2 separate regions of the Homo sapiens genome follow, and region 2 is linked to region 1. A link is an interaction called in ENCODE POLR2A ChIA-PET data of the cell type or tissue named here. Cell type or tissue: Caco-2. All regions are shown on one strand. Links, peaks and the distances in the headings refer to the core of each region. The heading gives the core; the rest is flanking DNA. Region 1 overlaps PKN2 (protein kinase N2). Region 2 overlaps GTF2B (general transcription factor IIB).

Region 1 (16,090 bases), core at 3,434-11,433:
AATTTCTCAAAACAAGTCGTGAACAAGAAACACTAAAAGTAGCCAGAAAAAAACATGTTACGTAGAGAGGAACAAAGATTAAGATGGCAGGAGATCTCTCATGCAAAACAATGAAAGCAAGACCATACACTTAACATATGTATAGTTTTTGTATGTCAATTATTCCTCCAATAAAACTGCCCTAAAAACTGGATTACTGATGATGGTGAAATAGGCATATACATTTACTAAAAAAATCATACTGTGTATGTTTAAAATGAGTGAATTCTATGGTATGTAAACTATACCTCAATAAGGCTATTAACGTTGGGAGGTGGAGTGTCAATAATGTTTTGCTAGACTGTGGAAATCTTATCTTACTGTACAGTGATAACACATTAATTATATCATTTTGAGTTAAAAAATTTGTGTTTCTTATTTGTTTTGTTGTTGTTAAACTGGCAAATTTAGCTAACTTCCACTGTAAATGCTCAACTGTAAAATGCATCCTGGGGAAACTGAAAACATCTGGCTACTACTTCAAACTATGGTAGCTTATTAAATATTTTAGCAATTTCAATACATCAGAACATGACAATGCTCAACACCTGCTTTCATTTAGGAAAAAAATCTAGAGGGAGTTCTTTATTAAACATCTAGAAGTTTCTTTATGAGGTGACACAATTGCATATAAACACATTAGAAATAGCTTAAAACTACATTCATAAAGCACAATATGAAATTTTTAAAACAAGCAAATCCAAGAAGTAAATGTTGGTATTCAGAAGTAATAACTATGAATTGCATTAGAACAAGTAAATGCTTTAAAAATTTTCTTTCAACTGTCTGGAAAACTATTTTATACCTATTTCACTAATTCAGTATTTCATCATGGTATGATTAGGCAACTTTTTTTAATTCTGCAGAAATATCCTCTTATAAAAAACTAGTAAATTTCTCAAAACATGGAGAAAAAACAACAAAAAAACAATTATACCTTATTCAAAGTAGCAACAAACTGGCAAATTTCAGTAGTATAATCATACAACCACAAAAGAAACTGGAGTATGAGACGAACCACAAATAATAGCATGCAGTGAAAAATTCAGAACAGCAAATGCTCTTACTATTCATCCATGTTCATCTTTTCGTCATGTGTAGTCTTCTATTAATGTCAGTAGTATTTCTCTCCCTAGTTACTTAAAATTTAGTTTATGGTCCAGTAGGAGCTTAAAGAATTTTTTAAAAATGTCTTAAGAATTGTAAGATACTTCTTTTTAGGTTGGTGACTTATATAACTTTGAGTAAAGTTCAGTAATGGAATGAGGAACAGGGGAAGAAGGAACTGAAAGGAGGGAACAGGAGACTAGAATAGAAAAGGAAAAAAATTTCCAGTCATTATCAGCTGAGTTTCTAAAATGTGATTTTATTACTTTTCTAGAAATATTGTTATTCAAAATATTTGACAACCTTATTTTAATCAATGGATCATTCAGAAATGCTTGAGTATCAACAATGTGTTCAGCATTGAGCCAAAAGGTGGTGAAACTTAGCAGACAATAAGTACAGTCCTTGCCTGCAGTATAGTCCCTGCCTAATTGTCAGATACTATTTACCAAGTACTTGTTGAATGTATCAAATATCCTGTGCTGGAGGCTAGGATTATATGTAGGTAGATGACAAGGTCTTTGCTCTTTACAGGTCTATATTCCAGTTTTGATTTAAAAATACATATAAGAAGATGAATACTAAGGCAAAGACATTTAAGCAAGGTAGGGGAGGCACTGGGCACAAACCAGTTTATGACAGAATATTCATGATAGGAGTTACACAGATATGACTGGAAAGATAAATAGTTATCAATATGAAAGAATTAGATCAGAGGTTCCCAAGCTTTCTCAGTTCATGGTGCCCTAATGTTTTATTAAACTATTTTTTAACTGTGTCCCTAGGCCAAAAGATATACCTTATAGTTTTGTTGATTAAACAGTTAGGTCCAAACATAGGATATGATTGCTTTCCTAACAAATTAATAGCTATTTGAAAAAAAATACATATAACTAAAAGAAAAAGTATTTTCATTTCATTCTTAAGCAAGATTACTTCTTTTTGGGCACTGTATAACTCTAAAGCTTTGGAATCAGTTTGGAAACTACCACACTGATTTCCTATTCCACACTGATTTCACACAGCACTTTAAAAAAACCAAAATCACAGCAATTGAGGAAAACCCAGCTTCATAAATACACAACATCACTGAAAGGAATGTAGCTCCACCTAACCCTGAAACTGTAACTACCTTGAGCTAGTAGTCTGAATGGTGACTACATGAAGTACAGATAATGCTGTGCATCCCTCAAAAACAAAATCCTGATGTGGCCCTGTGAATTCACTTTGGTATCCCAGGTTGCCTCAGATTTAAGCACTCAATTTGTGAACTGCACATTTAGACTGATCCTAATTAGTGGCAACAGCGAAGTTTAACTGTAAATTTGTCCTTCATGTTTTGATGTATAAGTTTAACACAGAATAAAACTGATTAATGATACTCTTTAACAACCGGAATGTGATAGTATGCTATGCAATATTGAAGAACACTTTCATAACCTCAAAAATTTTAAGGTTTGTTGGCATTAATATTTATAAGAAAATTAAAGGATTCTGGAAAGTCTGTGTAACAAAAATATGTCATATTCACATGGTCCATAAAAAAGAAGCCTTTGTAGGTGATGTCAGAGAAAATGATGGAGTAAGAAGGTCCTCATGTGGTACAGATCAGATCACATAGTATCTAGTATCTAGGATGGACATAATTGCAGAATAAAGTATATTCCTTTAATAAATCTGGCCTTGTGAAATTGTTTTTTAAAAAGATATATGTAATGAATCCTAAAAAAAAAAAAGTACAAAGACAGTCTCTTCACAGAAACAGAAAAAGAAACTGACAGAAACTTTCAGAACTGAGTTTATCAGAACTCTGGAAAACATTCAAAGGTTTACTACAAATAAGCAAATGTTTAATCAAAATCCAAAAAGCAAGGGACACTCCGGAGAGCTCTGTGGAGTTTTCACTTACCTTTGCCTCATCCCTCCCTTCACTCCCAATACCTTGGGGGCAGTATTGAAGATGGCAGCCTGCTGTAAGGAGGGAGCAGAGAAGATCTTTTTCTCAAATAATTGTGGTCACCTGCTTTGACCTGTCTGAGGGCTCCCTAAAATACTAACACCAACAGCTTGCCATTATTTCACGTAACTAGAAAATCTTTGGCTGGGCGCGGCGGCTCATGCCTGTAATCCCAGCATTCTGGGAGACCAAGGCGGGCGGATCACAAGGTCAGGAGATCGAGACCATCCTGGCTAACATGGTGAAACCGCCCCCACCCCCGTCTCTACTAAAAATACAAAAAATTAGCTAGGCATGGTGTTGGGCGCCTGTAGTCCCAGCTACTCTGGAGGCTGAGGCAGGAGAATGGTGTGAATCCAGGAGGCGGAGCTTGCAGTGAGCGGAGATCACGCCACTGCACTCCAGCCTGGGCAACAGAGCGAGACTCTGTCTCGAAAAAAAAAAAAGAAAATCTTTGAAGGCAGAGAAACAGCTAAGTGGAGGGCATCTGTCAAAAACAATGGAAGGCAAATGAACCAGTCTCTGCAAACTAAGGAAAAAGAGGATCAGTTGGGGTAAACAATAGAAAAGCCAAAGAAACTGGGAGGAAAAGCTAGCAGAGGAAATGCTTTGGAGAATAAAAGACTTTGCAATGCTTCTACATATTATTGGGAAACTAGAAGGCTAGGTGCAAGCAAGAGGCATCCTCGGAAGAGATCTGAGAACACCCTAAGCTCTAACCTATGGTTGACTCTCAAGCTCTGCACAAAGCAAATGCAGAGTTGTAAAGTGTCTGGGTGAGTGCTCAAGCACAGGGCCCAGCTGCAAAGACTAGGCAATCTTTTCTTCTTCAGGAATTAAAGGAAATGTCTGTTGAAACACCAGATGACTATATAGTAAACCAAAAAGTATCTGAGACAGGTCTCAATTTAGAAGTTTATTTTGCCAAGATTAAGGATATACGTGACACAGCCTCAGGAGGTCCTGACAACACGTGCCCAAGGTGGTTGGGTTACAGCTTGGTTTTGTACATTTTAGGGAGACATAAGCCATCTATCAATACATGTAAAAGGTACATTAGTTGGGTCCAGAAAAGATGGACAACTCGAAGTAGGGATTTTCAGGTCACGGGTGGATTCAGAGATCTTCTGATTGGCAACTGGTAGAAAGAGTTTATCTAAAGACCTGGAATCAATACAAGGGAGTATTGTAAGAGTGCTGTTAAGATAAGGGGTTGTGGAGACCCAGGTTCTCATTTTGTAGATGAAACCTCCAGATAGCAGGCTTCAGAAAGAAGAGACTGTAAATGTTTCTTATCTACTGAAAGAGTCTGTTCAGTCAGTCTTAAGGTCTCTGTTTTGATGTTAATGCTGGTCTGCAGTACCTGAATTCCAAAGGGAGGAAGGCATAATGAGGCATGTCCAAACCACCCATTCCCAGCACGACCTGAACTAGTGTTTCAGGTTTACTTTAGAATGCCATTGGCTGAGAGGAGGGGGTCCATTCATTTAGTTGGGTGGCTTAGAATTTTATTTTGGTGTACAATATATTAATGAAATAGACACCTCAGGGGTAATACATGAGAAAGAATAGTCTCTACAAAATAGATTATAAAAGTTACTAGGCAAACAACTACATTCAACATATAGCAGAAAAATGAAATCTTTGGAAAGAGTAAAATCTGATTTGTGAGTAAGTATACTAAGGAAATGAAGTACTTGAATTATGAAGCAAGCACAGTAACAGAATACGGTCAGTTCACAGAAAAAAGAAATTAACAGAAACTGACCCTGGGGAAGTCAAGACATGTTGGACTTACTAAATTAAGATGCTCAAAAATCTAAAAGAAACCATGGACAAATATCTAGGGGAAACAAGAAAAGTGATGTGTCTACAAATAGAGAACATCAATATGGATTTAAAAATTATAAAAAAGAACCAAACAGAAATTCTGGAATTGAAAAGTATAACAAAAATGAAAAAATTTGCTAGAGAGGTTCAATACAAGATTTGAGCAGGCAGAAGAAAAAGTGAGCCAATTTGAAGGTAGATCAATTGCACTTGTCTAGTCTTAAGAGCAGAAAGAAAAAATAATGAAGAAAATCAGAGTCTAAGAGAAATACCATAAAGCACACCAATGTAGGCAAAAATCAAAGTCTCAGAGGGAGAAGAAAGAACATTTGAAGAAATGATTGGAAACTTCCCAAATCTGATGAAAGACAAGAACCTACACATCAAGCTCAAAGAATCTAAGTAGAATAAATTCAAAAAGATCCACTCTAAGACACATTATAATTAAACTGTGAAAAAACAAAGAAAAGCTTGAAAGCAACAAGACAAAAATAATTCATCACTTACAAGGGATCCTCAGTAACATTAACAGTGGATTTCTCATCACAAAACATAAAGGCCTGGAGGAAGCAGGAGGACTTTTTTTTTTTTTCTTAAGACAGAGTCTTACTCTGTCACCCAGGCTGGAGTGCAGTGGCATGATCTTGGCTCACTGCAACCTCCGCCTCCCGCGTTCAAACGATTCTCCTGCCCCAGCCTCCTGAGTTACTGGGATTACAGGCATGCGCCATCATGCCTGGCTAATTTCTGTATTCTTAGTATAGATGGGGTTTCACCATGCTGGCCAGGCTGGTCTCAAACTCCTGACCTCAAGTGATCCACCCGTCTCGGCCTCCTTAAGTGCTGGGATTATAGGTGTGAGCCACTGTGCCTAGTTGGACATTTTTTTAAGTGCTGGAAAAAAACAAAATTGCCAGCCAAGAATTCTATATATATACCAAACTATCATTCAAAAAAAGAAAAGAAAGAGATTCCTAGATAACAAAAGCTAAGGGAGGTAGACACTAGGAGACCCGCCCATAAGAAATGCTAAAGAAGCCTTTTAGATTGAAATGAAGGATGGGAGAAGTGACGGGTGGGGCGGGGTGGGGGCAGTGTCAGGGAGGGCAAGGGGGAGGGGGTAGGGGGAGGGGGAGGGAGGGAGAGAGAAAGGAAAAAAGGAAGACAAACGCAGGTAAAATTAACTACATAAGTAAATATAGAAGCCAGTATTTTTTTTTTTTTTTTGAGACGGAGTCTCGCTCTGTCACCCAGGCTGGAGTGCAGTGGCACGATCTCGGCTCGCTGCCAGCTCCGCCTCCCAGGTTCACGCCATTCTCCTGCCTCAGCCTCCTGAGTAGCTGGGACTACAGGGGCCTGCCACCACGCCCGGCTAATTTTTTTTTGTATTTTTAGTAGAGATGAGGTTTCACCATGTTAGCCAGGATGGTCTCGATCTTCTGACCTCGTGATCCACCCGCCTCGGCCTCCCAAAGTGCTGAGATTACAGGCGTGAGCCACTGCGCCTGGCCAGAAGCCAATATTTCTGTATTTTAAGTAACTCTTCTTTTTGTTTCCTTTATGATTTAAAAGACTAATGCATAAAACAATATTTATAGCCTATGTTAATGGGTATATGGTGCATAAAGAGAGTTTGTGACAATATAACAAGGGCACAGTCAAAGAGTTTTTTGTAGGCTACTAAAGATAAGATTATAATAAATTTAGGACATTAGTTATAATCATTGGGGTAATCACTAAGAAAATAATAAACCCGCACATGGATGTTTATAACAGCTTGATACATAACTGCCAAAACCTGGAAGCAACCAAGAAGTCCTTCGGTAAATGAATGAATAAATAAATTATGGTACATCCACACAATAGAGTATTATTCAGCACAAAACCAAAAATGAGCTATCAAAGCATGGAAAGACATAGAGGAAACTTAAATGCATATTACTAAGTGAAAGAAACCAATGTGAAAAGGCTACATACTGTTAAGATTCCAACTGTATGACCATTGTGGAAAAGGCAAAACTACGGAGGAAGTGAGGTGAGTGGTTGCGAGGAGTTCAAGATTTAGTGAAAGACCAGGCATAAGTAGCTCATGCCTGTAATCCTAGCACTTTGGGAGGCCAAGGTGGACAGATTGCTCGAGCCCAGGAGTTGAAGACCAGCCTGGGCAACACAGAGAAACCCCATCTCTACAAAAAAAATAAAATAAGCTGAGCGTGGTGGTGTGCACCTGTACTCCCAGCTACTAGGGAGGCTGAGGTGGGAGAATATATATATCTATCTATCTCATAAAAGGGAGCAAGAAGGGAATAAGAAAAGTAAGAATAGAGGCTGGGCATAGTGGCTCACGCCTATAATCCCAACACTTTGGAAGTCTGAGGTGGGAAGATGACTTGAGGCCGGGAGTTTGAGACAAGCCTGAGCAACACAGTGAGACGCCATTGCTAGCAAAAAACTAAAAATTAGCTAGGTGTGGTGGCACGTTCCCGTACTCCTAGCTACTCAGGAGGTTGAGGCAGGAGGATTGCTTGAGCCCAGATGTTTGAGGTTACAGTGAGCTATGATCATACCACTGTACTCCAGCCTGGGCAACAAAGAGAGATCCTGTCTCAAAAATAAGTAAATAAAAACAGAGTAGAAAAATTCAATCAAAACCAAAAGAAGGTAGTACTAGAACTCAGAGAAAAAAAGATAAACACTTGCATAAAAAAAAAAACCCGCAAAATGACAGAAATAAGCCCTTTTGTTGTATATAATTTGGCTGGTTTTTGTCCCTGGTTTCTGGAAGACAGCCTCTAAGTCTAAACCTTTGGAATTTCCCCCAGTGATAGGCGTGCCTTTGTTATTCATAGTGGATACCTTAGACCACACCTGGTAAGGTGACTCATGGTGGGCCTCTAGACAGTTTCAGGATGGGGGCTGGCCATGCCAGAAAGAATGATCATATCTTCAGGAGGTTGAGGCTTTGAGCCACATTATCAGTCTGACCTCCTGACCTAGGGAGGGGCACAAGGCTGGAGATTGAATTCAATCATGTGGCCAATGATTCACTCAATCACACCTATGTTAACAAAGCCCCAATGAAAATTCTGCACACCCAATGCTCAAGTGAACTTCCTGGTTGGTGACAGACATTGATGTGTTAGGAGGGTGATATATCCTAAGGACACATAAGGTTTGTGTTTGAGATCCTCTCAGATCTCCCCCTTTATGTTTATTTTCTTTTCGCTGCAGTGAGCCATGAAGGTCCTAATTTGTATCCTTTATAATAAAAACGTAATCCTAAGTATAGTGCTTCCCTGAGTTCTATGATTTGTTCCTGCAAATTACTGAGCTGAGATGCTAGTAGAAATCCTGGAATCTGTAGACAGTTGGTCAGGAGTGCATGTAGCCTTGGAAACTCTAAATTTGCTGCTTGCTTATGAAGTGATGGCAGTTTTGTGGGGGGACTGTGCTACAAACCTATTAAATTTAACCTACCTCTCAGTAGTTACCACCAGGATTATTACATCCTGTCTGTAATTACTTTAAATGTTTCTCTCTCTTTCTTTCTTTCTTAGAGGCGGAGTCTTGCTGTGTCACCCAGGCTGGAGTGCAGTGGTGGAATCATGACTCACTGTAGCCTCAAACTCCTGGGCTCATGCAATTCTCCTGCCTCTGCCTCCCAAGTAGCTGGGACTACAGGTGCATGCAACCTCATCTGGATAACTGTCTTAAACTATTAAATAAACAGCAAACACTGGTCAGATGTGGAGGCACACACCAGTAATCACAGCACTCTGGGAGCCCAAGGCAGGCAGATCACTTGAGGCCAGGAGTTTGAAACCAGTGTGGCCATCATGGTAAAACCCTGTCTCTACTAAAAATACAGAAATTAGCCAGGTGCAGTGGCACATGCAGATCACTTGAGGCCAGGAGTTTGACACCAGTATGGCCATCATGGTGAAACCCTGTCTCTACTAAAGATACAAAAACTAGCCAGGTGCAGTAGCACATGCCTGTAATCCCAGCTACTCGGGAGGCTGAGGCACAAGAATTGCTTGAACCTGGGAGTGGGAGGCTGCAATGAGAGTGAGACTCTGTCTCAATAAAAATGAATTAAAAAAAAAAAAGACTGACAGAATGGATCTTATAAAACAGAATACAATAATATATAATCTAAAAGAGACTCATTTGAACCCAAAGACAAAACCAAAACAAAGTAGGGGTAGCTGTTATAAAATCAGACAAAACAGATTTTAAATTAAATATTGTTATAGGAGACAAAGAAGGACATTATAAAGGAGTTAAGGTAAAGGTAAAGGAGTCAATCCGTCTAGAAGATATAAAAATTGTAAACATACATGAACCTAGCAAAACAGCCCACAATATAGGAAACAAAAATTTACATAACTGAAGGGAGAAATACAGACAGTTCTACAGACATAGTTAGATATATTACCATACTTCCAATAATGGACCTATTAGAACACGATCAAAGAAGAATGAAAAAAAATATTAACTGTTGGTGAGGATCTGGAGATACTGAAACCCACTTTATACATTACTGTTAGAAGTATAAAATAATGTAAATGCTGAGAAGAACAGTTTGACAGTTCCTCAAAATCTTAGATATAGCTACCATATGACCTAGCAATTATATTCCTAGGAATATACCCCCAAATTGAAAACAGATGTTCAAGCAAAAACCTGCACGTAAATGTTCATAGCAGTCTACTCACAACAGTCAAAAGGTAAAAAGAACTCATATGCTCTGACAAATAGGTCAATCAAATATAGTATAGGTTGAGTATTCCTTATCTGAAATCCTTGGGACCAGAAGTATCTCAGATTTTGGAATGTTTATATTATATTATACTTACTGGTTAAGCATCCCTAATCTGGAAATCTGAAATCCCAAATCCAAAATGCTCCAATGAGAATTTCCTTTGAGCATCATGTTGGGTGCACAAAAAGTTTTGAATTTTAGAATATTCCCACAAGTGGAATACTATTCAGACATTAAAAGTGAGTGAAGTACTCATACATACTACAACATGAATGAACCTTGACAACAATATGCTAAGTAAAAGAAGCCAGGCAAAAAAGGTCACAAATTATATAATTTCTATCATATGACAAATCTAGAATAGACAAATCTGTAGAGACAGACAATTAGTAGTTGCTAGCAGCTGGGAGGAAGGGGGAATGGGGAGTGACTGCTTAACAGGTATGCGTTTCCTTTTGGGGTGATGAAAATGCTTTGAAACTAGGTAGTGGTGATGGTCACACAATATTGTGAATATAGCAAATGCTTCCAAATTGAATAAAATTAAAATGGTTAATACAACAAATTTTATTCTATGTGTATCTTATCATAATTTTAAAAATCTATGCACAGGTTTTTCTTTCAATTATTAAATCAGAACCAGTTATAGACAAAAATACACACAAAAAACAATGGCTATACACTACATACCTGTTAGTGCTGCTGGTTTGGATAGTGTACTATATTGATTTTGCGTAGATATCATACTTTGACGTGGACTTAGTGTTGGTGATGCAGCAACAAGTGAAAGTTCTTCAATAATAATCCTGCTTTTGGGATGATTCTTGGGGACTTCGTTTAATCTTTGCTCTAATGAATACTTTAAAAGGTCCAACTTCTGACTTGATTCATTAAATCTTGCTTGAGCCTTGCACAGGGAAAAGACAATTGTTGTCATTTAAATAATCACATACTTTGAATAATGTATTTATTAAACCAAATAAAAATTTTTATTTAAAATTACTTCTGAAAGTGCTTTTCTGTCTGTTACTTTTCCTGAGCCAAGTAATTTCATTACATTCTTTGCACCTTCTGCTACTGCAAACTCTATCCTAAAATGATGCCTTAATTCTTCCATCCGAAGTTCAAGAGGACTTATCACAGGTTTTGCTAGAAAGGAAAAAAAAATTTTAATTGCACCATTTATCTGACTTTCCAATTTGCAGTGATTAAAATCATGAAAAGAAATGAATTCCTATAACATTACAATAACTTAGTCCTTACATCAATAAACACTGAAATAAAAATATTTGATATGATATTGAAATTCAGAGCCTTTCATTTTTGTCATTACACATCTAAATTACAAATCTGAAAAAAAGATTTTAGAGCTGAAAGATATCCAAATATTGTAACATGGGGAGACCGAAAGTTTCTACTCCTACTCTTAGCAACTAGCTTTAAAGATTTCTTCTGGAATTAAAAAATAAATAAAACAAAACAAAAAAACAAAAGAAAACAAAGCCATACTCTTAAACAGGTAACAGATTTTTTTTTAAATGAAGACTGATTGTAAGTACTTGATAATCTATTTAAATGAAGAGATACATTCTAGATCAATATCTTCTTGAAACATAAGGGCCAAATATCTAAAAGCATCTATCCAAGTGAAGAGTCTAAAACTCAAGATTAAAAAAAAAAAAAAGGGCCGGGCGCGGTGGCTCACGCCTGTAATCCCAGCACTTTGGGGGGCCGAGGCGGGCGGATCACGAGGTCAGGAGATCGAGACCATCCCGGCTAAAACGGTGAAACCCCGTCTCTACTAAAAATACAAAAAATTAGCCGGGCGTAGTGGCGGACGCCTGTAGTCCCAGCTACTTGGGAGGCTGAGGCAGGAGAATGGCGTGAACCCGGGAGGCGGAGCTTGCAGTGAGCCGAGATCCCGCCACTGCACTCCAGCCTGGGCGACAGAGCGAGACTCCGTCTCAAAAAAAAAAAGAAAAAAAAAAAAAAGTAATAGTAATGCTTCCTCCCTCTTAACTTTGAACCACTGCCCTGTTCCTGCATAAGATTATTTAGCACCATTATGCTCATAAGAAGGAGGACAATTTATTCCATCACCATTATCAAAAGCCAATTCATTAGTCTGGACTGCCTGAAGAATCTGCATTCGTATGACTTCTATTTTTGTCTTGCTGTCCTGGAGCAGTTGCTGAGCTGTACCATGGAGTTTCCGATCCTATTAAAAAAATAAGTTTGAAAAATTAAGCAAATAAAGGGAAAAATGAAACATTTTCCTATCTTCTAAACAGATCAAGTGATATATCAGCAAGTGAAAAACAGAGTTAAAAGAATGCTGTTGGCGCTATAGTATATCTTATAGATACATTTACTAAAAAAGAGCCATCAAACTTACAGGGTGATAATTGTGAAAAACAACTCCATTAGTTAAGACAATTTGGGAGAAAAGGAAATCTTATTATGGCTGTGTATTTTTAAAATTTATTTTTTATTGTATATACTTGCAGTGTACATGATGTTTTGGTATGCATACATATAGTGAAATGATTATTACAGGCAAACAAATTTACTGACCCATCACCTTCTACAGTTACCCCTTTTCATGTGTATGTTTATGTGTACCTAAAATTTACTCTCTTAGCATATTTTCAGTATATAATATTAACTATAGTTCACGCTATGTATTAGACCTCTGGACTTATTCATCCTACCTAACTCTAAGTATGTACCTTTTGACCAACTTCTCCCCATTTCTTCTTCCTCCCTATTGCTGGTAACTGTATTCTACTCTCTGTTTCTATTTATTCAGCTTTTTTTGGATTCCACAGGTAAGTGAGATCATACAGTATTTTTCTTCCTGTGTCTGGCTTATTTCACTTTGCATAATGTCCTCTGGGCTCACCCATGTTGTCATATATGGCAGTATTCCCTTTTTTAAGGCTGAACAATATTTCATTGTGTATATACATATATATATACATCGCACAATCCATTTATCTGCTAACAGATACTGTAGGTTTGAATCTTATTACTATCTTTTAGAAAATCAAAATCCAAATTCACATTTGTAATTTTCTTATTTTTGCTTTACACAAAACATAAAGAATTTTCCTTTACTATGATCAATAACTCTAAGACTCAGAAACATAGTATGAAATAAATGCCTCCATGATTAAACCTAAACTAAAAACCTAATCACAGATAGCAATTGTGTTCCAATTAATTATGCTAAGAAAGGTAGAAAACAGCATTTGTCAACCCTGGTGACAATGAGAAAGGTCCCTAGAAACACTTTAATGTCAAAAAATGAGACCTTCTTAATAAAGCTGGAGAACACTTCTGTTATATCTTAAGATTTCAAAAAAAAGCTCTGAATTAAGTGAAATAATGTTAATGCCTGATATGGTTTGGATGTTTGTCCCTCTAAATCTCATTTTGAAATGTAATTCCTCAGTGTCTGAAGCGAGGCCTACTGGAAGGTATTTAGGTCACGGGGACAGATCCCTCATGAATTGTTTGGTGCCACCCTCACAGTATGAGTAAGTTCTCATTCTATGAGTTCACGCTGGTTGTTGAGCTGTTTGTTCAAAAGAGCCTGGCACTTCCTCCTCTCTCTCTTGCTCCCTCTCACCAGATGACAAGCTGGCTGCCGTTCATCTTCCATCACGACTGTAAGCTTCCTGAGGCCCTCAACAGAAGCACATGCCAGCACCATCCTTCTTGTACAGTCTGCAGTACTGTGAGCCAAAAATAAACCTTTTTCTTTATAAATTACTCAGCCTCAGATATTCCTTTACAGCAACACAAATGAATCAATGCAAGAGCATACCTCTGCTTAGTTCCAGTAACACTGAATGTGAGTGACAGAAGGAATTATATGCCAAATAATGACCTACTCGAAGATGTCAATGTCTTAAGCCTCAGAATCTTGTTGGTAAGTTACGTTACATGGCAAGGGAGATTTAAGGTAGCAAATGGAATTAAGGTTGTTAATCATTTGACCTTAAAATACAGAGATTGTCCTTGATTTCCAGATAGGCCCAATGTAATCACAAGGGTCCTTAAGTGTAGAAAAGAGAGGAAGAAGAGGTCAGAGTGATGGGATGTGAGAAAAACTGGACCTGCTATTGCTAGCTTAGAAGACAAAGGAAGAGAGTCAGGAGCCAAGAAGTGTGAGTAGCCTCCAGCAGCTGGAAAAAACAGGGAAACATTCTGCCCTACATCCTCCAGAAGGGAATGCAGTCCTGCCAACACCTTGATTTAAGCTAAGATTCACTTCAGACAAAATAACTACAAAATTATAATAAATTTCTGTTGTTTTATGCCACTAAATTTGTGATAATTTGTTACAGCAACTGTAGAAAACTAAGAAATTTTAAAAAGAAATATCAGAAGTTAATGCCATTTCCTGTTTTTAGAGTTGCATTAATTGTTAAAGACTGGTATCCATCCATACATACACACACAAATTGATTAAGCATCAAGTTAGAAAGCACTTATTCATAAGAAAGGAGAAGCTTTGCATATTATTTAAGCATCTCTATTTTTAATCACTAAGGCAATCAGTACTAATTTGGATAAAATAGCACACAATCAACCTGTATTCTCCTGGAGATTCATGTCTCTTAGAACCCAAGAGACACGCTTGATGACGGCAGTATTATTTCAATAAATCAAACACACACTATATGACACTGAATAAAGAAGAAAGAGATTGGAGATAAGGGGAATAAAAGTGAGCTGAAATATACCCTGCTGAATACCAAACTCAGGTTAATATACCATGGAGGAAAAAATAATTGCATATTTATGAAATTTATAAATTTTTCTTTTATTTCTTTTGTATTCCCAAAGTCAGTCATTTAGCAAATAGCTTCTGGCCAGACTGCTGCATAATGACATTTAGGTCAACAACGGACTACATATACCTATGTTTAGATATATTTAGATATGCAAGTACTTACCATTGTGTTACAATTGCCTACAGTATTCAGTATAGTTACATGCTGTTACTACAGCCTAGGTGCAATAGGCTATACCATGTAGCCTAGTACCATCTAGGTTTGTGTAAGTACACTCTATGATACCCGCACAATGATGAAATCACCCACTGATGATTTTTTCAGAATGTATCCCTGTTGTAATGCAAGGCATGAATGAATTTCTTTGAGATCAGACTAGAGTAAAAGTATTCCAAAGCTCATAATTTAATGGGACAAATGTATTTTGCAGTCAGATTTGAGCCCAAATCTTATTATATATAAACTTGGACAATTTACCTATTTTCTGAAAACCTTAGGTTTCTTGCATAAACTATGTAAATTGTGATACCATTCTCTTAAATATAAAACTTTTGTAAGCATTAAACTAAAATTATCTTGCCTAGCACATAATTGGCATTAAAATGTTCTCTTTTAGGACAATAAAAATAATGATTAAGTGTCTTATTCCAATGAAGTTCTAATGTAAATGTATAAATATTAAGTAAACCATATAATATTACTCTCTTCAATTAAGCTACTTCTTTTATTATTTTATTGTCATGCAAAATGAAGTAGTTCCATCATTTTACTTCTTTGGAAATACTCCTTTCTTCACTATTTCAATTCAACATGCAAGAAACAGCACTTGTATTTTATTTTAAAAATAGGTGAATTTTCCCACAGAAATTTCTGGAGGATCTGCAGGATGTCAAAGTATGATGAAACTTTTAAAATGGATTTTGGATATTATCTATCACAGGCAATATACAGTTATTACATATCAGTTTTATGTTTTCAGGCATTCAATGGAATTTTTATTAAGCACATAATATGTACAAGGGAAGAGATAAGGCTGGAGTACACGGACTGGTTTACATATTGGAGAAATCTGACTTTTATGTTAATACAAATTTTGGGAAAGTTTTTACATACCTTAGGTAGAACTACATGAAAATGCCAGTGTCTGATTTTGAACTAAAAAAACAGCAATTTTATATGGCTCAACCTAACACACTAAAGTAATGAACTATTAGTAATTGGCACTCTATAATGCTGGTAATTGTATTTGGAATAAATATTTTACAATTATAAGAATAACTAAAAAATTATACGACTTTCAAATTATGTTTTTTATTTTACAAAAAAATAACACTGTTTTGCAAGCTATAGTGGGACATTACAACACATTACATCACACAGAAAACTTTCAAATAAGCCAATCATTGTTCTTATTAGTACCATCTAGGTAATAAATAGGCCAGTCATTCTTATTTTTTTCATCATGTATTTATGTTAAAGTAACATATAGGAAGTAAGCCATAAATTACATGCCAGACCCAGTGAAAACACAAATATTAATCAATCAGAATGTTATCCTATGAAGCTTATAATTTGCTAGAAGACATATAG
Region 2 (8,000 bases), core at 1-8,000, 79 kb before region 1:
CAACTACTCGGGTGGCAGGAGAATCGCTTGAACCCAGGGGGCAGAGGTTGCAGTGAGCCAAGATGGTGTCACTGCACTCCAGTCTGGACGACAGAGTGAAATTTCATCTCAAAAAACAAAAAAACTCTAAATTGAAAGAGTGAAGAACATTAGGCCAGGCGCAGTGGCTCATGCCTGTAATCTCAGCACTTTGGGAGGCCGAGGTAGGAGGATCACCTGAGGTCAGGAGTTCTAGACAGGCCTGGCCAACATGGTGAAACCCCATCTCTACTAAAAATACAAAAGTTAGCCAGGTGTGGTGGTGCACGCCTGTAGTCCCAGCTACTCGGGAGGCTGAGGCAGGAGAATCACTTGAGCCTAGGAGGTGGAGGTTGCAGTGAGCTGAGATCATGCCACTACCCTTAGTCTGGGCGACAGAGTGAGACTTCATCTCAAAAAAAAAGGTGTGATGAACATTAAAGTTAACTGAGAAATTTGCAGTTAACTCTGTGGGAAGTATCACTGAGATGATTAGGGTTTCATCTTTAAGGTATGATTGAATGTTTTACAATTAGAATGTATATTATGTTTATAATTAGAAATGGTAGATTTTAAGATGAACTATATGGCTTAAGTGAATTGATTTATTTAATTTTTTTTCTTTTAGAAATATGTGCCGTATCACGAATTTCTAAGAAAGAAATTGGTCGGTGTTTTAAACTTATTTTGAAAGCGCTAGAAACCAGTGTGGATTTGATTACAACTGGGGACTTCATGTCCAGGTTCTGTTCCAACCTTTGTCTTCCTAAACAAGTACAGATGGCAGCTACACATATAGCCCGTAAAGCTGTGGAACTGGACTTGGTTCCTGGGAGGAGCCCCATCTCTGTGGCAGCGGCAGCTATTTACATGGCCTCACAGGCATCAGCTGAAAAGAGGACCCAAAAAGGTAGGGTTCGTCATCAGGAAGTGTGGCAGTAAACTGAAATTTGCAGCATGTGATTGTTTTTCCATTTTAAGTCTGAACCGGGTAAATAGCAAGAAACCCACATTTGACCAGGCGCGGGGGCTCACACCTATAATCTCAGCACTTTGGAAGGCCGAGGCGGGAGGATCACCTAAGGTCAGGAGTTCGAGACCAGCCTGATCAACATGGTGAAACCCCATCTCTACTAAAAATACAAAAATTAGCTGGGTGTGGTGGTGGGGCTTGTAATCCCAGCTATTCAGGAGGCTGAGGCAGGAGAATTGCTTGAACCTGGGAGGTGGAGGTTACAGCAAGCTGAGATTGTGCCATTGCACTCCAGCCTGGGCAACAGAGCAAGACTCCATCTCAAAAAAAAAAAAAAACCCACGTTTAAGACATCATTCCTCAACGTCAAAATGTTAAGAAAATATGTTTTGCTTTTTAAGCAGCTCATAAAAAAAATGTTCAGAGACATAACCCTGTGAACAAACCTAATTTTTTTCCCATTTGAATTATTTTAGTTTGTACATCTTTTATTCTTACAAGTTCTTTTTTCTCCCTGAATATATTCCTCCTGATCATTTTGAATACTCTTTTCCTTTCCAAACTTACCTTTTTAAATCTTAGGGGTCAGGGAGGCCATGCTTTGTTTCTCACTGCTTGGCATGGGATTCTACAGATAGACACACTGTAAAATACGTGTTGGCCATCAGCCTTTAACATTCTGTGAAGGTTGGTTTTTTCCCATTTTGCACAGTATTTTACAGTTTCTTAATACAAATTCTGAAATAAGTAGATGTAAGTAATTCAGCCTTCTAAAGCTATGTTTAAATTTAGTGTTGTAGGAAAACTTTCACCAGAAGTATTAAGTGAATTTCTTTTCCTTTTTTTTTTTTGTTTTTTTTTTTTTTTTTTGTTTTTGAAACAGTCTCCCTCTGTTGCGCAGGCTGGAGGTACAGTGGCACAATCTCAGCTTACTGCAACCTCCACCTCCCGGACAAGCTATTCTCATGCCTCAGCTTCCTGAGTAACTGGGACTACAGCCACGTGCCACCACGCCCAGCTAATATTTGTATTTTTAGTAGAGATGGGGTTTCACCATGTTGGGCAGGCTTGTCTCGAACTCCTGGCCTCATGTGATTCGCCTGCCTCCACCTCCCAGTGTGCTGGGATTATAGGCACAAGCCACCACACATGGCCCACTAACTCCCTTTTAAAGTTAGAAGTGACTACTCCTTTCTAAGTCTTTGAGGATTACAGAAGTTATTCATGAACAAATGCATGTAAAGAAATTCATAAACTAGGTGCGGTGACCAGCCTCCTGGCCAACATGGCAAAACCCTGTCTCTACTAAAAACACAAAAAAATTAGTCGGGTGTGGTGGCACATATCTGAATCCCATTTAGTAGGGAGGCTGAAGTAGGAGAATCACTTGAACCTAGGAGGCAGAGGTTGTAGTGAGCTGAGATCATGCCACTGCCCTCCAGCCTGGGTTGATGGAGTGAGGCTCTTTTTCAAAAAAAAGAAAAGTTGGTGGCAGGTCGCGGTGGCTCACCTGTGTAATCCCAGCACTTTGGGAGGCCAAGGTGAGTGGATTGCTTGAGGCCAGCAGTTCAAGACCAGCCTGGCCAACATGGCAAAACCCCATCTCTACTAAAAATACAAAAATCAGCCCAGCATGGTGGTGCACACCTGTAGTCCCAGCTACTCGGGAGGCTAAGAGACAAGAATCTCTTGAACTTGGGAGGCAGAGGTTGCGGTGAGCCTAGATTGCACCACTGTACTCCAGTCTGGGAGACAGGACTGTCTCAAAAAAAAAAAAAAAAAACAAAAACAGAAAGTGAATTACTGGCCTCAATAACTTTGTAATACTTTATTCACAACAGCCTTCAGCTTAGGCTATATGTTGAAAAAAGTAATAAATGATAGGAATAATTAGAGAAAGAAAGCCAATCATTAGTTATTTGAAGGAGCCATTATCCATTCCCTTTGGCCTTCACTCACGTTTTAAGGAAATTTTGAGTCTTTTAGTAAAATTGAGAAGTTGCAGCTAGGCAGTTTGTCCTTGAGGTACATTCCTAGTTGTAAAGTTTATTCTAATGAACAACATGAAAACATTAATCTTGTTGCTTTCTGCTTTTTGGCTTTATATGTAAAGTCTTCTTCAAATGTAAGGTCTTTCTCTTCCCTGCACAGCAGGCAGTTGACATTCAAATAGTTGGCATTTATTGGTATTTAGATGTAGAATAATGTAATGCAGTGTGAGATACGGAAATTTAAAATTAGCTAATTGTACAATGATGGCAGGCATTCACAGTGAAAATCACTAAAACCTCACTGATTTGAATCAACTGAAAAGGTAGTAAAATGAATTTGTATTAAAAGGTGTTTAGGCCAGGCGTGGTGGCTCATGACTGTAATCCCAGCATTTTGGGAGGCTGAGGCAGGTGGATCACCTTAGGTGAGGAGTTTGAGACCAGCCTGGGCAGCATGGTGAAACCCTGCCTCTGCTAAAAATACAAAAATTAGCTGGGCATGGTGGCAGGTGCCTCAGCTACTCAGGAGGCTGAGGCAGGAGAATTGCTTGAACCGGGGAGGCAGAGGTTGTAGTGAGCCGAGATCTTGCCATTGCACTCCAGCCTGGGTGACAGAGCAAGATTCCATCTCTAAATAAATAAATAAATGATGCTTAAAAATCCATTTTAATAAAGCATTCATAATACTTAACCAAACATTGTAGTGGCAGTCCTTTAGTATTTCTTTTAATGACTTTGAAAGGAAAAAAGGGACAGCGACTTTAAAGGGTAAAAGTGGATCTGTTAGGATTCTGTACAATGTTCGTTTGAGCTCAAAATATTTAAGTATGTGCTTGTATCAGTGAAAAACATCTCCGTATGCTATAATAAGTAGCTGTTTGATCTCTGATGTATTAAGTAGAAAAAAAGATTGTAGAACAATATTTATAGTATCACATTTTGTTTTTAATAAGGACCCCTTAACAGAAGTTAGCTAGGGGAGATTTTGCATGGGAGCTTTCAAACACAGAAATATAAAGTGAATTTCTTTACAAGAACATATTTGTGGAGTACTTTTGTGATCCTCAGAAAGATTTATAAAGAAAAAGGAGGAGTCAGTTGTAAATACAATACCCAGTATAAGATGATAACACTCCTAATACTAAGACCTGAACACTATTCATATATTTTATGTTAGTTAAACCCTTTAAAACATTGACAACCCTGTAAGGTAGTAAGTACTAGTAATCATTTTTATTGTTGCTTGTTACTGACTTTAGCTCCCACTTTTTTTTTGAGACAGTATTTGGTTAAGTATTATGAATGCTTTATTAAAATGGATTTTTAAACATCATTTATTAATTTATTTAGAGATGGAATCTTGCTCTCTCGCCAGGCTGGAGTGCAGTGGTGCGATCTCGGCTCACTGCAACCTCCTCCTCCTGGGTTCAAGCGATTCTCCTGCCTCAGCCTCCTGAGTAGCTGGGACTACAGGCGCATGCCACCACGCCTGGCTAATTTTTTGTATTTTTAGTAGAGATGGGGTTTCACCATGTTGGCCAGGATGGTCTCGATCTCCTGACCTGGTGATCCACCCGCCTCGGCCTCCCAAAGTGCTGGGATTACAGGCATGAGCCACTGCGCCCGGCCTAGCTCCCGCTTTCTACCTTTTAGTATGTATTTCTATTATCAGTTTTTAGAAATCACTTCTGGTTTTGTTTTTAAGTTTGGCACTTTATACTATCATATCTCACAAATTACAATGCAGGTAGTGGAAAGGAGGTAGGATGGAAATGATGGTTAATGTTTCGATTTTTGTCTTTTAGAAATTGGAGATATTGCTGGTGTTGCTGATGTTACAATCAGACAGTCCTATAGACTGATCTATCCTCGAGCCCCAGATCTGTTTCCTACAGACTTCAAATTTGACACCCCAGTGGACAAACTACCACAGCTATAAATTGAGGCAGCTAACGTCAAATTCTTGAATACAAAACTTTGCCTGTTGTACATAGCCTATACAAAATGCTGGGTTGAGCCTTTCATGAGGAAAAACAAAAGACATGGTACGCATTCCAGGGCTGAATACTATTGCTTGGCATTCTGTATGTATATACTAGTGAAACATATTTAATGATTTAAATTTCTTATCAAATTTCTTTTGTAGCAATCTAGGAAACTGTATTTTGGAAGATATTTGAAATTATGTAATTCTTGAATAAAACATTTTTCAAAACTCAAGTTTTTGTTATATGTTACATGTAACTTATGATACATAATTACAAATAATGCAAATCATTGCAGCTAATAAAGCTGATAGACTTTATTTCCATTACTTATATATACATAGTTTTTTATTTTAATAAATTTATGGAAAGAGCAAAAGCTTTTGAGAACCATTGTTAACATCAACATCATAGTTTCCAGTTTGAAAGGATGTGTATGTGAGATTTATTATGTATATTATTAAACAAGAAGTGATGAGCTTGGGCCTTGAAAGGCACCAGCTTGAGAGACATTAAAATGTTCTAAGTATGTGATTTTCTTAGTGAGCTTATTGAGCAGAGAATATGATGCTGATAAAAGCAGCAGTAGAACAACAGATTTTAATTTTTGGGTGTTAAAATCTTATGTTATAGAATCTGCATATCCCTGGTTCTTTTTTCTTCTTTGTTAGGCTTACTGGTGTACTCATAGACTAAAGAGCATTTCATTTATTTATTATCTATTATTTTTTGATACAGAGTCTTGCTCTGTTGCCTAGGCTGGAGTCCAGTGGCACAATCTCAGCTCACTGCAACCTCTGCCCCACCTCCAGGGTTCAAGCGATTCTCCTGCCTCAGCCTCCTGAGTAGCTAGGATTACAGGTGCCCACTACTAGGCCCAGCTAATTTTTTTTGTATTTTTAGTAGAGACAGGGTTTCGCCATGTTGGCCAGGCTGGTTTAGAACTCCTGACCTCAAGTGATCCACCTGCCTTGGCCTCCCACAGTGCTGGGATTAGAGGCGTGAGCCCCCATCTGGCCTAAAGAGCACTTTAAATGAAGATTACTGGGCCTGGGATTGTCCAGTAGTTGTTTTTAACTAGCATCCTTTACGTGATTGTGATGTGTTAGATGTTTTGCCTATGACTCTTTAAGGAACAATGATTTAGGGTCATTTGACTTCTACTCACTATAAGAGAAGACCAGCAACATTTTGCTCTTTGATCAGGTAGTTTTTACAGGGGACTTGAATTCATACTAGACATCACCACTGTTCACTGCTCTGGAAACAGGTGTCACAGTTCTGAAACATCTGAAAAGAGGTTAGCACTAGACTAGAAAGACAATCTCCTGTTGTGGCCTGGTGGGCAGGGTCAGACTGGTTCATAGAGGGACTTTCCCAAGAGCAGACCTCCACTGCCATTCTGCTGACCATGGAGCAGGGATAAGTATTGGCACCATGAAGACAAGTGGTATTTTTCCCTTGAACAAAACATAGGACACTCACCCAGTATTGCTCAGAGCTAGGGGAGAACACCGGAAAAATAATCCAGTCAGGGAGAACCTGTCCCACCCAGCGTGAGACCTAGGAAGAAGGAAGCTTCAGTCTATCTCCCTTCTGGACGGCATCTTTGATCTCTAGCATCACACATCTCCACATACGGACTAAGGAGCAGGGGTGCTTTCTAGTGTTCCCCAGGTTCTAGTGACTAGCCACAAAGTTCCCCATTCAGTGACCACTGCAGTTATCAAAGGTTATTTTTGCACTTAGTAAAGGTCAGTACCTACAGATTACAGAAAATTAGGAAAATACATAAGTCACCCGGAAATAACGAGTATTTTGGTGGCTTTTTTCTTTTCTTTTCTTTTCTTTTTTTTTTTGAGACGGGGTTTCACTCTGTAGCCCAGGCAGGAGTGCAGTGACAGGATCTTGGCTCACTGCAACCTCTGCCTCTCGGGTTCAAGTGATTCTCCTGCCTCAGCCTCCCAGTACTTTTTTTTTTTTTTTTTTCATTTCAGCTTCTTGCTGTGCTTATTTTAAGAGAAAGATTCTCACTTTGTCAGCCAAGCTGGAGTGCAGTGGCATGATCATACCTCACTGTAACCTCAAACTCGGGGTGAACTGATCCTCCTCAGCTTCCCAAGTAGCTAAAACTACAGGTTCAGGACACCATACCCAGCTAATTTTTTCTTTTTTTGTAGAGACATGTCTCAGTATGTTGCTCAGGCTGGTCTGAAACTCCTGGCCTCAAGTAATCCTCCCACTTAAGCCTCCCAAAACACTGGAATTACAGGCATGAGCTACCGTGCCTGGCCCACATTTTTTTCAGCATAACTGATTAAGATTTAATATGACTTGTTTAGTCTGTTCGATTTTCTGGTTAAAAAGATGCATTTATTAGGTAGCTAGAAAAATTCAGATAAAGGGAAAAGAAAAATCTAGCCCTTACTACTTGTGTCAACAACATGGTCTTTTTTGTTTTGTTTTGTTTTGTTTTTTTGCTGTCTATACATTTGTAAAGTTTGGATCAGGAGAATTGATTTTGAAGATTAATCTGGAGTCAGAGGGTATGTTTGGATTGTTTTTTTGTTTGTTTTGAGAATGAGGCTTGCATTGTAGGCATTTCTTGAAACTAAAGGAATTAAAATGCTAGTTATAAATCCTCCGTAAGCCACCCGTATGGTTAAATCAGCTTAATTCCAGATACTGAAATAAAGAAAAATGTCTATTCGAAGGGTAACTAGTAGCACTGTGACCTGTTTTTTCCTTCCATCCCTGGCTTCACATGCTTGAGTGTTCTCAAAAGGGGTAGAAGTGGTTGGAATTGGATCCGTTGTTAATAACCCTTTTGGGAAGTCATTAAATCTGACTACTGGAATATTTTCGCTTTCAGCAAAGAAGCGCAGGGCTCCGCAGCAATTCTGTTTGGGGCTCAGGCCCCTCAAGCGTTCTTCACCTGAGCAGGCCCTAGTCCTTATTTGTCTATTTCTTTGAAGACTGTTCCATCTTTATGGAGGTTTTAGTTGGATGATTTTCTACTAAAATTCACTGAAG

Evidence for each region. ChIA-PET counts read pairs that join two places held together with the same protein. Peaks named below come from ENCODE experiments on the same cell type or tissue, not always from the same donor. Only the 100,000 strongest peaks of a DNase experiment are listed, where the experiment ranks them.
Region 2: POLR2A ChIA-PET joins it to region 1 with 6 read pairs; 7 of 35 experiments call an interaction of 5 or more read pairs at or near these places.

Annotation. Positions count from the first base shown.
Region 1 is chr1:88,766,178-88,782,267 of GRCh38, reverse strand. It overlaps PKN2 (protein kinase N2), which reads right to left. Exons shown (of 22, transcript NM_006256.4): 4 at 11,799-11,916; 5 at 10,702-10,847; 6 at 10,389-10,605. Among named protein-coding and RNA genes, the nearest start is that of PKN2-AS1, 89 kb to the right of the region's middle. RefSeq lists enhancers at 7,093-7,688, 7,009-8,208, 7,689-8,286, 8,428-8,722. In Caco-2, for the core only: no CTCF peak of the experiment used is centred there; DNase peaks (open chromatin) are centred at 7,917 and 8,547.
Region 2 is chr1:88,850,134-88,858,133 of GRCh38, reverse strand. It overlaps GTF2B (general transcription factor IIB), which reads left to right. Exons shown (of 7, transcript NM_001514.6): 6 at 647-928; 7 at 4,788-5,501. The coding sequence ends at 4,921. Among named protein-coding and RNA genes, the nearest start is that of GTF2B, 37 kb to the left of the region's middle. In Caco-2, for the core only: no CTCF peak of the experiment used is centred there; no DNase peak of the experiment used is centred there.